Regions from separate parts of the Mus musculus genome. Here region 2 is linked to region 1. Evidence: chromatin loops called from intact Hi-C (ENCODE). Cell type or tissue: gastrocnemius. All regions are shown on one strand.

Region 1 (8,000 bases):
TTGTGAGTTAAGAAACTGAAATGCCTAGCCCATTCCTCCAGTCAGCAACCGGCTGACGCTGCTGCTTAATGCCACACTTTAAACACTTAGGAATTGTGTATACCAAACTGTTCAAAGCTTTTATAATTAACCCTCAGCAGTACCAAGTCAGTTAGCATCCCCCTCCTCCACTCTCCCTCCAATTTACAAATCCAAGCAGCCAGTAAATGATAGAGTTCCCAAACCCAATCATTCTGAACTTATATCTACCTAGTTGTTACTGTGGTTCTTTTTCATAGCCTTATAAAAAACATCTGAATGGCTCAGAACTTCAGAGGAAACTGGCACAAAGGAACTGTATCTTATATTTGATCCTTAAGTCACTTCAGTAAACATAGGTTAAAAATTGTTCATATCAGAGTTGCTCTTGAAAACCCATGTAAACCTTATAAAGTATACGACATATTGTTTTGTAAGTATGACCCTGCACAATCACCTCAGTTATGAATACAAAAGTTAAAAGCAACTGAGATCAAATGAGGAAAGAGCAGGCTGGCATCTCTTACAGACTCACTCAGACATACGTTAAGCATTACAGACTCAGACTCACTGAGACATACGTTAAATTAAACAAGCAGAATTTTTCCTACATACGTTGCAAATGTCCTTGTTTCCCTCCTCTACCACACAACAGAACTTTCATGATGTCAGGATGCAAATGATGACATTCCTCCTGTTTAAAAAATGTAACCAACCCAAAAGAGAATTGTTCACACTGATAATTTTAGTGAAAGGAGTTTACATAAATTTGAATACCTGAATAAACTAGATTCTTTCCTTCCAAGACGTGACCAAGCAAAAGGCATTCTGCCTGCCATTCGAACATCTTTCTTACACCAAAACTATGGTATTTCTCCAGAACTGCTTTAGGAAGTCCCCAATTTGCCAACAGCAGCTGGTCTATCTGGTCATCAGAAACTCTTCGCTTGTTTGTTCCTTTCAGAAAAACAAAAACAATTTAATTACCTCCAACATACAAGTTTAGTAGTTAAACCTGTTTGAATTCCTACCAAACTTAAAACACATCTTCACTTCTAGAGACCTATTAAGAAACTGATCCTATACAGAAAAATGCTAGCAATTTTTTATTTACTAGATGAAAATTTGAAAACTCTTAAGAGCCACAAACAAAAGTGTGCTATAGCTGGGCGGTGGTGGCACAAGCCTTTAATCCTAGCACTTGGGAGGCAGAGGCAGATGGATTTCTGAGTTCAAGGCCAGCCTGGTCTACAAAGTTGAGTTCCAGGACAGCCAGGCTATACTGAGAAACCCTGTCTCGAAAAAACCAAAAAGTGTGCTATACACACTGAATAAAAAGTTTGTACAGATGTGGAGGTAGAAGGGTGATTAAGCATTACAAAGCTGTTAGATGAGTTTCTCTTTACGATTTAGTACTGAGGTATCTGCATAACCAAGGGCAAAGAATTATGAAATGCACTGGTGTAGGCCTATAATCCCAACATTTACGGATAAACACCCTTGGTCCGAGATCGAGACAGCACCCAGCCTGACCTAGAGCAAGCCCTTATCTCAAAAAAGCAAACAAGAACTGGGTTAAGGTTCTAAGACAACATGTGCCTTCCAGCTTTGCTCTTTGCAGTCCAAAGAGCCTGCATCCTACACCACACCCAGAAATTTGGTACTTATATATATGAAGTTGTACCACTGGACATTTATCCTAAGCAAACCCTCGACATGGTGACAGGATCTGGCCAACTTGGAAGTTGTTTCTGGGAAGGTGTAAAGACCCAAAAACCAAAGAACGCCCATATCTACTGGGGCAGTGGTGGACTAAAACACCATCAGCTGTGCATGCTGGCCAAGAGGGAAGCCATCCCCAGGGTTGAGTCCCAGGCCGGGTACTGGATAGCAGCCCTGCCTCCAGCTATCCAGCTCCGGTGCGGGAGTGCATGGCCCTGATACTCTCGCAGCCCATCTCAACCCCTGCTGCCCTCGGCCGCGTCGGCCCCGCGGGTCGAGTACCTGTCCCTGTGAGCCTCCGGCCGCGTCCCAGCCCCGGAGGTGGACTCAGCACCGGTCCACACCGGAGCTGAGGGCTAACAAAGCTATCACCATCTCCCGAGAACGTGTCGGAGCCGGACGATGAACGCCGCCGTTTCCTACTCCGGCGCGGAAGACTCATTGCAAACAAGCTCCTCTCGACTGTTCAGGACACGACACAGTCCCATAGGCCTCCCGCGCGGGAGAACCCCAACCTAGTGACAGCTACCGCCTCCATCTTCCCGCCTCCATCTTCAAATGCAGGCCTCCCAGCACGCCCCGGAACCACAGAGTTCTCCTGGCTAGAATAACCCGACTACCATAGAGTGGTGAGGGACGGAACAGCCCGCGCTGATATCTGGCTTCCGGCCTCCGCTGGCGGCTGGGGATAGAAAAGGGGATAGAGTGCTGGAGACATTAAAAGGAACGGAGCATCTGACTGCATTCGTAGATTGTTCTAAAAACATTCCTCCTGTTTTTACTTATTTCTGGTTTGAATCGGAAGCTAATGAGTTGCCCTTATGTGAATAGATTAGGAAAGTATCTCTTCTTTACTATTGTATTGTGTTTGTTTCTTTTTTGTTTCTTCAGATTGTGTAAAAAAAAAAAAAAAAGTAGGGTTTTTTGGTAGAGCGTAATTTGTGCGGTTTTCCTCTTGTCAAATACGTGAATTAAAATAACAGATGGGGGTGGAGTAGAGGACACGCCCGGGTTAAACATTCCAGGCTGTAGACTGGTTCAGTGTCAATTATTTTGGGTTATCTCGGCCCCTTAAATAGCCACTTGTTTGGTCACACAACTCTGTCATGTTCTTGTGACTATTAAGTAAGTCGTTTGGGAATGTACGAATTTGGGAATGTAGCTTCCACCAACCCAAAAGCTAAGCATGTTATATGCATCTGAGCCTTACAGCAGAAGTTTCTCTTGATTTGCTGGATCTAACCTACCTGAAGTTTCCATTAACATCAATGTATCTTTAAACGTCTTCAGTTATAGCTCTCTTTGCTCGGAAATATAAAAACTCTGTAAAACTGCTACCACAAAACAGTATATAGAACAATTTAAATTTGTCCCTGGGGCCATAGTAACTCATATTTGTTCCAGAATAAATTTTCTTATTCCCTCTGAGTTGAGAACTGCACTTCTGTGTTGGCAGTTGATAGGGAAGGGATTATTTCTGCGGTTATATCCTGAGGATTGTATGATCAGAACTGGAGATTCTGGATAGATCCCTTTGGTGTTGAAAGAGGAGGCTCTGAAAGCACATGAGGGGTCATTCTGAACAAGGAAGTTAGTTATAGATGTGCTTTGACCAACTTCTGGACGTAAATCGGTGCCTGGTACTTGCCTAGTTCCACAGTTCATCTCACCAAGCCAACAAGTGGGTGACAAGCCTATCCTGAAGAAATTATGGCCATTGGTTTGGGGGAAGGATGTGGGGAGTGAATTTAGGAAGTGGTTAAACAATATTCTAAAATCCCACCAGAGGGAGGCATTACTCCATGAAAGAAACGCTTCCTTCCTTTATGCATTTATTCACTAGGAAATTATTGGGCATCAACAGTACACTAGTCTCAGTGTCAGTGATGCAGGGTGGAACGCTTCCTGCTCTGAAAGATACTGGTACAAACATTGACTAAATTAATTATTAATTTAAATTGTGACTACTGCTCAGGGAGAAATTCCTAGGAACAGAGGACTATCAAAGGAATCCTGACTTATAGTCTCAGTGGAAACTAAAAGTCCAGCTGTAGACCTACACAGTCTGGGTCTGGGTTTAGAATGTATTGACTGTGCTATCTTGGGCATCTTGCATAACCCCTCAGTATTCCCACATCATATGAGAAGAGTAGGAGTCTATTATCTGTGGATGAGTATACAGAATGCTGAGACCAGGGCTGCCACATAAGTTCTGTTCAGAGAAAATTACATTACATATTTTAACAAGCCCTAATAATAATTCAAGACTGTAATGAAGAAAGAATAAGCCAGAGAAGTCTCTTACGATTAGCCCATCGAATACTAACTTACTTTATTATGTGAACCATGAGGAGATAAGAAAGTCCACTGGGGAAGCATTGAAAGGGATGGTCTGTGTCCTGCCACAAGCCTAAACTACGCATTCAAATCTTCAATATTTATTCCCAGTATTTTTTAAGTCTTCAAAACTAAACCCAAAGCTACTTCTCAAAAATATCACTACCATATACCTGGCCATAAACCCACACTTCGGGAGGTTGTAGGCCCCAATAAGCAATCGACTGGTGTTGAATTGCTAAATGGGCATGTTACTTTGCCATCAAAAATGTATCCTTAGACCCATAGACTAATCTTATTCTCAACTTTGGCAGAGAAACATCTTTCTGTAGCTAATGCCGAGACTCATAATTGGTCAGAGCGCTGGGAACAGATGACTGTTGAATGTTCAATCCTAAGAGGGGTATCGATATAAACCCTTCCAAGGCTCAGAGAACACTTGGGAAGAGGGGCCTAAAGAATGTAAGGAGGATGGGGGCAGTGCTGTGAGATGCTGTCTTCTGGACGTGACATAGCTGTTGCACTCCGTGAACTCACCACAGCTGTGGTCACATGATCAAAACAACAAGATCAGTCAATTTTCCGACAGGCAGCAGTGACTGAACTCAGTAAAAGAGAAGACTTAAGTTCCCCACTAGCACCCACGCAATAAGCCAGACAGCAGCAACCACCTTTAATCCCATCACTAGGGAGCTAGAGATGGGAGGATTCCTGGGGCTTGTTTAAATAGCCTCAATGAGAGAGCTTGTCTCATAAAATAAGGTGGAAACTGATAGGTGAAAAGTAACTGAATTCCTGGCTTCGATAACATGTTTTAATTGCCTTTTCATGTACTGCTTGACTATGAGGAAAGGCAGAAGATGATTCTTAAGGGATTGTGTTTAGGAGCTACAGAGGGAAAATTATCTGAAATGTAGGTGGAAGGGGAAAGAAGTTTATTCTTAAGTAGGTATATATCAAGAGAGAGGCTAGACCAACCCCATCAAGGCTTAGAGAACATCCAGAAATGAGTGCAAACTGACTTCTAATTTTAAAAGTTTACTCCCAGACTCTTGTCCAACTCCCTTTCCTGTAGAGCATTAAATTAGTTAAACTGCTCTATTCTGGCTGCTGGATTCTTGAATGAAACACACACACACACCAGTTAATTTTTATATGCCTTAGCTAGCTCAATGGCTGGGCACTTCTAATCCTCCCTGTGGCTAGCATATATTTCTTTCTGACCTTCTGATACTCCTAGCTTAACACCTTTTTCTTTTTAAATTTATTTATTATATGTAAGTACACTGTAGCTGTCTTCAGACACTCCAGAAGAGGGCATCAGATCTCATTACTGGTGGTTGTGATCCACCATGTGCTTGCTGGGATTTGAACTTAGGACCTTCGGAAGAGCAGTCAGTGCTGTTAACCACTGAGCCATCTCTCCAGCCCAGCTTAACACCTTCTAATTCTATGTTTTATCTTTGCTGTGCCCTTACCTTCTGGGCAGTTCACCCAATAGGCCCACTTTCCCCTTCCACCTACATTTTGGATGATTTTTCTTCTGAAGCTCATAAACCCACCCTCTGCCTCTGAGTCATAGCAAATCTCTCTCTCTCTCTCTCTCTCTCTCTCTCTCTCTCTCTCTCTCTCTCTCTCTGTCTCTCTCTCTCCCCCCCCCCCTTCGGGTTTGATGAGCCATCCTATAGGAATATGGAAGATTTTGTTGCAGAAGGTAATTTGAACTGTGGAAGCCTGGTTCTAGAGGTTCAAGAGGAGAAAAATTTTAAAACCTGGCCAGAAGACTTTTTGTGGTATTTTGAAGAAGAATGTGGCTGCCTTTTGTCCTCGTCTGAAGAGTCTACCTGAGGCTAAGGTGAAGAAATGTATATTAACTTTGTTGACAAAGGAAGTCTCAAAAAACTCCATCAGAGACTTTGTTCTCTGATTAAGTCACAGGAAGAGCATTTTGAACAAGGATAGCAAGCTTAGAAAGGAAAAATATAGACTATATGGTTTGAGTTTTAAAGGGGCACCAGGAAGTGAAATGGAGCTGAATCCCATGTTTTAGGAGATAGCAGATTAAGGGAGTGAGACTTTGGGGCAAGATCCTACCCAGCTAAGTTTAGATTCAGGCATGGTGGTGCACACCTTTAATCCCAGGATATAAAGCCAAGCAGATCTCTAAATTCAAGGCCAGCCTGGCACAGAGCAAGTTCTAGGTGAAGAGAAGCTTAAATGCAGGTATGGTGGTACATACCTTTAATCCCAGGAGACTGGCAGGCAGATCTCAGAATTCAAAGTTAGTCTACAGAGCAAGAACCAGGACAGCCAAGCATAGGCAGTGAAGGAGTTGGAAAACAGAAAGCTGATGAAAATGTAATAGAACAAGGGGGCCATGTTCCAGCCCCTGCAAGCAGCAGAACTCAGCAGCTTCAGCCATGTGGCTCTGGCTTTAGTGTGTAAAGCAGAAGGGACAATTGATGCTGGTTAGCTGGAGCTAAGAAATTAGTGTTGATTAAGAAGTGTCTAGCGTCATCAAGGTGAAATCTTCTGGGAAGTGTTTTGTGAGAGCACAAAGAAGCTGTGTTCCAGAAATCCCAAAAATGTACCTCATGCTGAAGCTGTATGTGGTAATGTGTAAGAGCCACCCAGGTGGGACTGGTGTTGAAGGTGTAAAGGGGTCATGAAGAGCAGCTGAGGCTTGGCACTGTGAAAGGCTGTGGAGGGCCATTGGTGAAGGTGCAGCCTCAGTTGCAGTTGGTGGCCCAAGACTGAAGTGGTCGTGCAAGGATTTGAGGCTTATCACCACGAAGAGAGTCTTTGAGAGGCTATTGGTGAAGCCTAGTTGCAGCAGAAGACCCCAGCATATTAGAGATGTCAGTACCATGGATGATCACCAAGAATAGTAGCAACAGTGGAGTGGATCAGCATGAGCTTAGAGTGATACAGAGGGCAGAGCTGCAGAAGTGATGCCAGCTCTTTTGGAGGAGACCAGAGATCATGTGTGGATCCCAGACATTGAAACAAAAAGCTGTAACATAGAAGTTGCCTTGGAGACCCCAAGATGTTGGAGAAACCAAAACCGTGATCTATCTGCTGAGAAAAGCTTCTAACAGAATACAAACAGCCCAGGAGAAATAAATATGTTGCAGTAACAAAAATGTAAAAGGAGTTGGAGATCTGAAGACCTCTTTGGCATCAGACACGGAGATGCAGAGTTTGGAGTTTGACCAGCTGGTTTTCTGTCTTGCTTTGGGGATTACAGTTAAGTGGTTGGATGAATCTCAAAAGAAACTTTGAACTTTGGACTTTTGACATTGTTGATACTCCTATAGACCATGGGGACTTTGGAAGTTGGACTAAAAGTACTTTTTAAATTATGCTATGGCTAGAAATGCCCCCCCCCAGACTCATGTATTTGAACAACCTATGGGGGTCAGGGAGTGTAATGTGATGGTTTATATATGCTTGACCCAGAGAGTGGCACTGTTGGGATGTATTGCCCTGTTGGAGTAGATGTGTCACTGTGGGTGTGGGCTTTAAGACTCATCCTAGCTGCCTGGAAGTCAGTATTCTGCTAGCAGCCTTCAGATGAAGATGTAGAACTCTCAGCTCTTTCTGCACCATGCCTGCCTGGATGCTACCATGTTCCCACCTTGATGATAATGGACTGAACTTCTGAACCTGTAACCCAGCCCCAATTAAATATTGTCCTTATAACAGTTGCCTTGGCCATGGTGTCTGTTCACAGCAGTAAAACCCTAAGACAATAACCCAGACTTCCCCGAAGGAGACAATGTTCCTTCTTTGGCCCCCATATCCTATATTATACAGGAGGCTCACTCTGGCTTTTCATATTGTATATGTTTCTTCGCTATCTCTGCTGAGATAAACTGTGTATGTGGTGGGCTACAAACTTCTTGTCCTTTAATTCTTTATGT
Region 2 (8,000 bases), 940 kb after region 1:
TGGAAGGACAGGATGAGCTCCTCAAATTGTCCTCTGGCCAGACATAAGTCCACATGTGTGTCCTCTACTCTCCCACCATGCACACATCCACACAATAATACAATTTTAAAAGAAATGTTTACAAACACAGTGATAGTAACTACTGATGCACACTTGTTCCAGGATTGTTGAGAATTATAAGTTATTGTTAAATTTCATAGGTAGATTACAAAAAAAAAGGCTAAATCTCTCACCAGGCCCATTTCCTTACAGTGGAAGAAGCATCGAGCCCTTATGTCAATTCCAGAAGGGCCTAGGACAAAGGCTGGGTAGTGTAAAGTCAGCTCAAAATCAATTGTGTACACCCAAATAAATATTTCTAATAGAAATTCAGAAACCCACTCTGGAAAGAAATAGTGAGTTGATTCTGTCCAAGAGAAACATGACCTGGGTCTCAGCTGGGGAGAAGGGAAAGGTACTTCTAAGTGAGTGACGGACGCAGGGAGGAAGCATGGGAAACAGGAGCTTGTGCTGAGGAAAGTTAGGAGTAACAGGGCAGAGAGTTCAAATACATGCTAGATATGGACAGGGCTGGGAGAGAAGCTTTTGGAAGACTTCGTCTAGGCATTTTAAGATTTTGGTTGTGTTTTCCAAGACAGGTTTCTCTGTGTATAAACTTGGCTGCGCTAGAACTTACAATGTAGAGCAGACTGCCCTCGAATTCACAGAGATACAGCTGCCTCTGCCTCCCAGTTAAAGGCATGTACCACCACTGCCCGGCCTAGGGATACCCACATGCCATGCCAAGTCCTTAGAGCTTAGATTCTAAATTCAAAAGAGGACACAAAAGTGACTAATGAGACTTACCCTAAAGCTGCAAAAATCACAAGTCCCACATGCCCTTGACTCCTAAGTGCTGAGATTAAAGTTGTGAGCTACCATGCCCAGCACGTGTTTTTCTTGACCAGCCCTTGACTGTGTTTCCCTAAGAGTCAAAATTTTCAAGTTTTTGTAATGCTGGTAATAAAAAAATACACTGTGCTTACAGTCAGAAGTGTATCAGATATCACCATGTACAGAGTGTACCTGACAATGGTAATAAATGACGGTTACTGGTTTATGTATTTATCATGCTATTCCTTCCATCATTACTTTAGCATATTTTCCTTCTACTTAGAGCAGCTTCATAGATCTCCTGTTTACTGCATCCCAATTGCATCATGAGGCCATGACAGGGATTGGCTTAAACCTAGATAAGGTTTAATTACTGTTCATATTTGCACAACATAAAATCACTTGTAAGACATTTCTCAGAATATATCCCCATTATTAAGCAATGCATGACTGTACAGGAAACATTTTGCCTGTGTGCAATTAACTCTGCCTAGAATTCAACTGGTATTATCTAAGGCTCAACTCAATTATGACCTCATTTTCTTTCTTTTTGAGCTCTCCCACACTAGCTCCAGAGTCGTTCGTCTTCATGTTTAAATCCTCACTTAAAGCTCCGCATCTCATACCCTGTCCACCATAGTATCTCCCAGAGCCTGGGAGCTGGAGGATACTGGTAGTGACCAAACTGTTCACCCTGAAGTGCATGGGAAAGTCCCAAGTCCTTGTAGGCAAGGCTTTTGGGAATGAAAGTTAAATGGAGGTCACAACCAGGCACCCAAAATACAGTTTCAGCTACTTGAGAGGCAGTGGCAGGACTTCTTGAACCAGGGTTACCGGGGCCAGCCTCCACAACATAGTGAGATCTTGTCAAATACATACATACACAAACAGATACACAAATGGAGGTCAGCAGGGCAGGAACCCTAATCTGCCACAACTGGGGTCCTCATTGGAAGAGGAAGAGATATGAGTGACATTGCTCCAACTGCAGAGGAAAGGTGTGAACACACAGTGAGAAAACAGCCTGCATGCCAGGAAAAGACCTCACCAGAAGCCAACCCCAACACAACCCTAATCTTGGAATTCTGGCTTCCAGGACTTTAAGAAACCACATTTCTGCTGTTTAAGTCACTTAGGACTGTAGTATTTAGTTACGGCTGCATGAACAGGCTAAAAATGTACCCAATAGCTGGGCGTGGTGGCATATGCCTTTAGTCCCAGCACTTGGGAGGCAGAGGCAGGAGAATTTCTGAGTTCAAGGCCAGCCTGGTCTACAGAGTGAGAGTATTCCAGGACAGCCAGGGCTACACAGAGAAAGCCTGTCTCAAAAAACCAAAAAATAAAAAATGTACCCAGTAAATTGTTGATTATATGTTAAAATGAGATTTGAAGCATCCAATTTTAAACTTTTTAAAAAATTCTATTTAGCTTTGGAAATAGGATGTTTTCTGGGAATGCTACAATGAAGGGGAATGCAAAAAGTTCAAAACTCTTTAAAAACCTTTTAAGCTTAAAATACATAGTTGTGTGAAAACAACATTAAGAATTACTAATAGTTGGAACTTGACAGAAAGTGACAGGGATTGCATAGGAAAGCCCATGAGAAAACTTTTGAAAATAAAAGGATCAATTTTGATGTTGACATAAGTCTGCCTTAAGAATATGTCCATGAAACTAGGAGGAGCATTTGTAAATACCTGTGCCCTGCATCATATGCAAAATATAACCCTCCAAATAGTAAACAAGTCCGGAACTTCATTCAATTTGCATGCAGCATATTTAAAAGCACTCATTTGTTTCAAGTGACTTTAAAAACCCTTTTTTTTGTTTGTTTGTTTGGTTGGTTGGTTGGTTTGTTTGGTTTTCTTGGTTAGGATACCTACATACAAAGTGATCTAACAACTCTTGAGAATATTAATTTTGTTTAGTAATTTGTGAGAATTCCAGTCAACCATGTTTTTCATAATTTTACCAAATTCATCTAAATGTAAATGCCATAGTAATGTTTTACATTGTTACAGTACCTTCATGTATGTTCTGGTTCTATCTGTGAAGGAGTGGGAACAAAAATTAATGCCTATTTACAAAATTAAAACATATGCTAAGACTGGTTCTGGGTAAACAAATCTTTTGATTTTTTTTTTTTTTAAACTCACAGATTCATTAGGTCTTTTGGCCAAGGGGCTGGAGAGATGATGGTTCAGTGGATAAGAGTATCTGTCTGTTCTTGCAGAGGACTCAGGTTCAATTCCTAGCACCCATATGGCAACTTGCAAAAGTTTGTAACTTCAGTCCTAAGAGATACAATGCCCTCTTTTGGCCTCTGCAGCTAATGCACAGATGTGGTGCACAGAAATACATGCCCACAAAACACCGATGCCCATAAAAATAAATGTTAAAAAAATACTTTTGGCCTAATTATTTACCAAATAAATCAATTTGGTGAGGTTATCTTCAAGAATACCACTACCTACAAGCTACTCAAAGTATTACGGTTACTACAGATAGGGAAATGACATGTTTAACAAATTTTACTATCTCTACTTAAAATACACTTTTAAAGGTCATGTTTTTTTGTTTTTTTGTTTTTTTGTTTAGCTTCAACTCTAATTTAATAGCAGAACCATCATTGTGAATTGATCAACATCCGGATCGTTATTCTTGAATTCTTGGTTAACTATTCAACCTTTGAAATTTTTAGTACCAAAAAAGACACATATTTGACTTAAGTGTTACACCTTCTCTCGGGATCAAGAAGGCGATAGCACAGACCAAGTATTTGACTTAACCCTCCCCCAAGCTTCCAAATATTCATTGTATCGCACCACACACATAAAAAGGCACTATGCCAAATACTTTATCAAGTACACAAGGTCTCTTTCACTTTTTCTCTCCCACAAAATCTCAACTTAGAAGTAGGGGAGTTTTGGTAGAAGCTGGGAATGAAGTTCGGAGAACTACTGAACTATTAACTATCCCTACCCACAGCTTCAGAGCTCGGCCTGACCGCTCCAGAATGACCCGGTGAGCCTCCGGCACCTCCTACGCTGAGCACCTCCGCTTTCCAAGGCCACCCCCAGCCCCCATGACCTCCAAAGGCTCCCCTATAAAAAGCTCTGAGCAACTTGCTTTTCCTACAGTTTGTCTATCCTCCCTTCCCGGACCAAAGCACCGACTGGGACGTGGGGACAAAAGGCTGGACAAGCTTGCCACGTGTGGAAAACCTCATCACCTGGAACTCGGCGAACTCTTCACAGTTCACACTGCCACTGGGCGCCGCCATATTGAACGAACACGAGGACCCCCGCAGCCGACCAATCACCGTGGAGCAGAGGTGTCCGCGGTGCTGCCTGACAGCAAATACCGTGAGCCCGGGCGGTTGCCTTTCCTCTCGCTAAGCCTAGAGCATCGGGTTGCTAATGAGGGATGAGCCCCTCGAAGAAGCGTCGAGAAACTAACGGCGTTTGGGGAGGTGAGGGTGGGCAAGCGGTGAGAATGACTAGATGTTTTTAAAAACATAGCTAAGTGGAAAGCAGGCTTCCTTCGGGCATTCCCGAAGCCCGGACGCCATAGGGCCCTGGTCCCGAGTCCCTCCGCGTGTGTGACTCGCTTGCACAGTCCTAAAACACTACTCAGCGCTTCGCAGTTGGCAGACATCGCCCTCCCTCCTCCGCCTTCATCATGCCCGGGCAGGCAGGGCGTTTGGCCGCATCCTCCGCTCGTCGCGCACGTCCCGCACGCCCGCTGCGTCACGCCGGCACGCCCCGCCCACCCCGCCAGCGCCCTCCCCACGCGGGCCCTTGGTGACATTGAGCGCCAGCGCCGCGGCCGCCGTGGGGTGCTGTGCGTCGGCGGAGCGGGTGGCCATGTGGAGCCTCGGCGGCCTGCGCCTGGCGGCTGGTGAGACGCGGGTCTGCGGGCGGCAGGAGGGGGCATCGCCGGTGGGGGTGTCCTGCTTACTGCAACCGTGTGAGGACCGCAGCGCCTTAGCAGACGCGGGGGGCTGGCCGAGACCCTGGTATCTGGCGCTCATTCACGCAGCTCCCATCTTAAGTTAGTGCCTTGATGCCTCCACCTGGTCCCCATCCTCCTGTGAGCTCCTATTAAGAGTTATCCACGGAAGTAATGCTTTCCACCCTGACTTTCTCCTATCCGTTATTCTACTTGTGCCTTCCTACTTGTCCCTCCCTCTTTAGGTGAGGGACTCAAAGATCTCACAGAATACGAGTAATTGTTGCCTTAAGTTGTGGGTGGTAGTACATACTTTTAAACAATAGTGCGGTAAGTGCCGGGACTCTCTTAGGGGAAAGTGTTATGCTAATAACGTAAGGTCTATAGCCTGTTTTCTCAGTAAACATTGGAGCGGTTGAGTGTTTTGGAGTCTGGTAACGTGAACGTATCCCGCCTCGGGGAAATCTAGAGAGCCTTGAATTATCAAGTTGAGAAATCAGAGAGTTTGCAGCTTGTATCTTGAGGGTCTTTAGAGGGTAGCTTACCTTTTGATCATCTTTATGAACTTTCATGATCTATCCTTTGTTCCATGGCATCAAATTACTACAGAGTTGTTAAATTTTTAGAGAAAGAATAGCTCCACGTTTTGTTATTGGAGTAATGTATATTGTAAATGTAATTGAAGCAATGCAAAAAAAAAAAAATAGTACATGGAGAATAGTTGCGTAAAGAGTAGCCGGTGAAGAGGTTAGATTTTACCGACTGAAAGACCTTTCAATGGGTCAGCATTGCTTACACCCTTAAAAACTCACACCCACTCTGCTCTAGAAAGAAAACGGAGAAAGAGAAAAAGCACTCATTCTTTTACTGGTTTTGATTTGTATCAGTTAAGATCTAATCATCTAAAATCTCGATGTGCATGTTTATTAAGTATTACAAAGTTTTCAAAAGAGCAAGCAAAAGAATCAGCAACCTGTGAGTTATGTGAAAGTCACTTAAACACTGGCAGTAGTTACTTTTCTAGACTGTAGCACACGTCATGGAAAGCTAAAGTGTCTTGGAAGATTTCTGATGTTTTGGAACTTCTCTGCTGGGCCTCTAACCAAGACAGACTTCCTTGCACAATTTAACAACAATTTTACTTCCGATGGGGAATGTTTTAATAGCACACCAAGGATGTTATGGGCAACGACTGCCAGGTGATCTGTGAGTGTCTGGTGTGTTGTGAGCACCTTCCAGTGATTTCTTTTACTTTTACCTATTTTATTAATAAAAGCGCTTTCTGATTTACATTATCTGATTTCTACAGCGCCCCCCTTGAATCTTATTCCCTCCTGTCTTTATAAATAAACATAAATCACAGGGCTAAATAACTTGTGTAGCACCACCTGGTGATAAAAGTCAGCACCAAAGGAGGGCAGTGAGTTTGTGTTATCCGAGTTCCTTGCTGCTGTTGATGCTGCTGCTGGAATATGCGCATGTGTAAGTTAACCATCTTATAGCCAGATGGAGCTTTTTTGTTTTCTTTTGGGACATTCACTATGTAGCTCCGGCTGCCATGGACCTCACTATGTGGACCAGGCTGGTCTCACAGATACCCTCCCCGGTGCAGCTGGGGCTCCTTAAGGTGAAATGCAGATGTGTTTGTGAGGTGGACATACACTTTCATACACAAATGGACTTTCAAGAACCAACTGCGATTTGATAAATAACATTGACCAAGTGTGTGGCAGCTCAATTAGAAATGTAATCTAGGCATTGTTTTCTTATTCAGAATACTATTCAGAATAAGGTCCTCAATTTAAGCAGTGGAGCTGTGCGTAACCGCTTCCTTTGGAACTCCTGGGTGGACTCCCTTCGCAAACAGCCTAGAGGGTTTATGGGCTTTAGTTGCTTGTTGCATGAATGTAGTTGTAGATAGATGCAGGTCAAAGTTGTTACAGAATTGCTACAGGTGAGAGGTCTTGTGAGCTTCTGAAATCATGTTCTGACGTTTATGATCATGTACTAGGAAGAGGGACCGAGGCTTAACGTCCATATCCCAGCAGTGCCGGTTCTCTTAAGAAGCACAACTGTTAAGACTCCGAGGCTAACTAGCTTCTCACCCACCCTGCCATGACTTCCATTAGCATCAAGATTAGCTTTGCCATAGAGTTACTAAGTTCTCAGCTCTTACAAGTATCTGTTAGTACATATTGTTTCGATGGAAGGACTCTAGGAAATATCTTGGATTAAGCAAATATAAGGTAAGTTTTCACATCTCTTTTCTCCTGAAAGCTGAATAAAATAGATACAACTTTTAAGATATTGTATCTTTATTTAGATGTGTGTTGTATGTGGAGTCTGTGTACACATTTTGTGCCCGGGTGAAGGCCCAAGAAGGACATGGGTTTCCTGCTCCATCACCCTACTTTATTCCCTCACTGAGCCTGGAACTAGGCTGGCAGCCAGCAAACCCAGAGATCCTCAGGTCTCCACCCCTCACCGCGCTGTTCCTTACAGCACTAAGGAGCCACACCTGGCTCCTTACGTAAGGGTAGAGGAGTCAGACTTATCCACTGATCCATCTCCTCGGCTCCAAGACATTGTAGCTTTCAGTAGGGTGATTGAGTCAGAAGAATGAATAGACTTACATAGTATTCTTCGTACCTTGAAGAAGTTCTGTTGCCCTGTGCTCCATTGACTTGTCAGCTTTTACAGTGACCTTTTCATGGCTGTCACCAGTGCAGAAACCATGGGCTTCCCCTGTCTAACCCATATCCCAGAGCACTGAAGCCAAGCAGTATTTGAGAAGTCATCTAGTCCCTTAATGTATGCAGATGAAGGAACTTAGTACTGCTTTTGGCTTCTTGCCAGTGCCTCATTACTTACCCAGCTGTCCTGGAACCCTCAGCCTCTGAGCACTGGGATGTCAGTGTGCACCGCCACCCTGGCTGCAGGAGGAAACATACGGCATAGGAAGGGAACTTGCTTGCTAAGGGTCACGTAGGTTCAAAGCTGGGACATAACCAATATCTGCCTCCCACTCTGATTTTAGTTCTGCTCCAGTTTGCTCCTTCATTGTTCTTTTATCTGTTCTTGCTAACGAACCCTAAATGAGATCACATCCATTATAACTACTACAATTTTGACTTTGCTTATCATATTGCTCCAGGTAATGCCAGTGAGTTTCTATT

Evidence for each region. Hi-C counts contacts between places; a loop is a spot of excess contacts. Peaks named below come from ENCODE experiments on the same cell type or tissue, not always from the same donor. Only the 100,000 strongest peaks of a DNase experiment are listed, where the experiment ranks them.
Region 2: a loop joins it to region 1, with 4 times the contacts of the local background. A loop is called at or near these places in 5 of 42 quality-filtered maps.

What each region holds. Positions count from the first base shown.
Region 1 is chr16:37,006,082-37,014,081 of GRCm38, reverse strand. Polq (polymerase (DNA directed), theta) reads right to left here and starts at 2,296. Exons shown (of 30, transcript NM_029977.2): 1 at 2,023-2,296; 2 at 796-975. The coding sequence starts at 2,182. In gastrocnemius, CTCF peaks have their summits at 2,431, 3,530 (motif pointing right) and 5,387 (motif pointing right); DNase peaks (open chromatin) are centred at 2,360 and 3,590; H3K4me3 peaks cover 1,371 bases; H3K27ac peaks cover 3,034 bases.
Region 2 is chr16:36,068,243-36,076,242 of GRCm38, reverse strand. Fam162a (family with sequence similarity 162, member A) reads left to right here and starts at 4,682. Exons shown (of 5, transcript NM_027342.2): 1 at 4,682-4,773. The coding sequence starts at 4,740. Ccdc58 (coiled-coil domain containing 58) reads right to left here and starts at 4,583. Exons shown (of 5, transcript NM_198645.2): 1 at 4,106-4,583. The coding sequence starts at 4,156. In gastrocnemius, a CTCF peak has its summit at 4,719; DNase peaks (open chromatin) are centred at 4,192, 4,610 and 7,270; H3K4me3 peaks cover 4,237 bases; H3K27ac peaks cover 4,502 bases.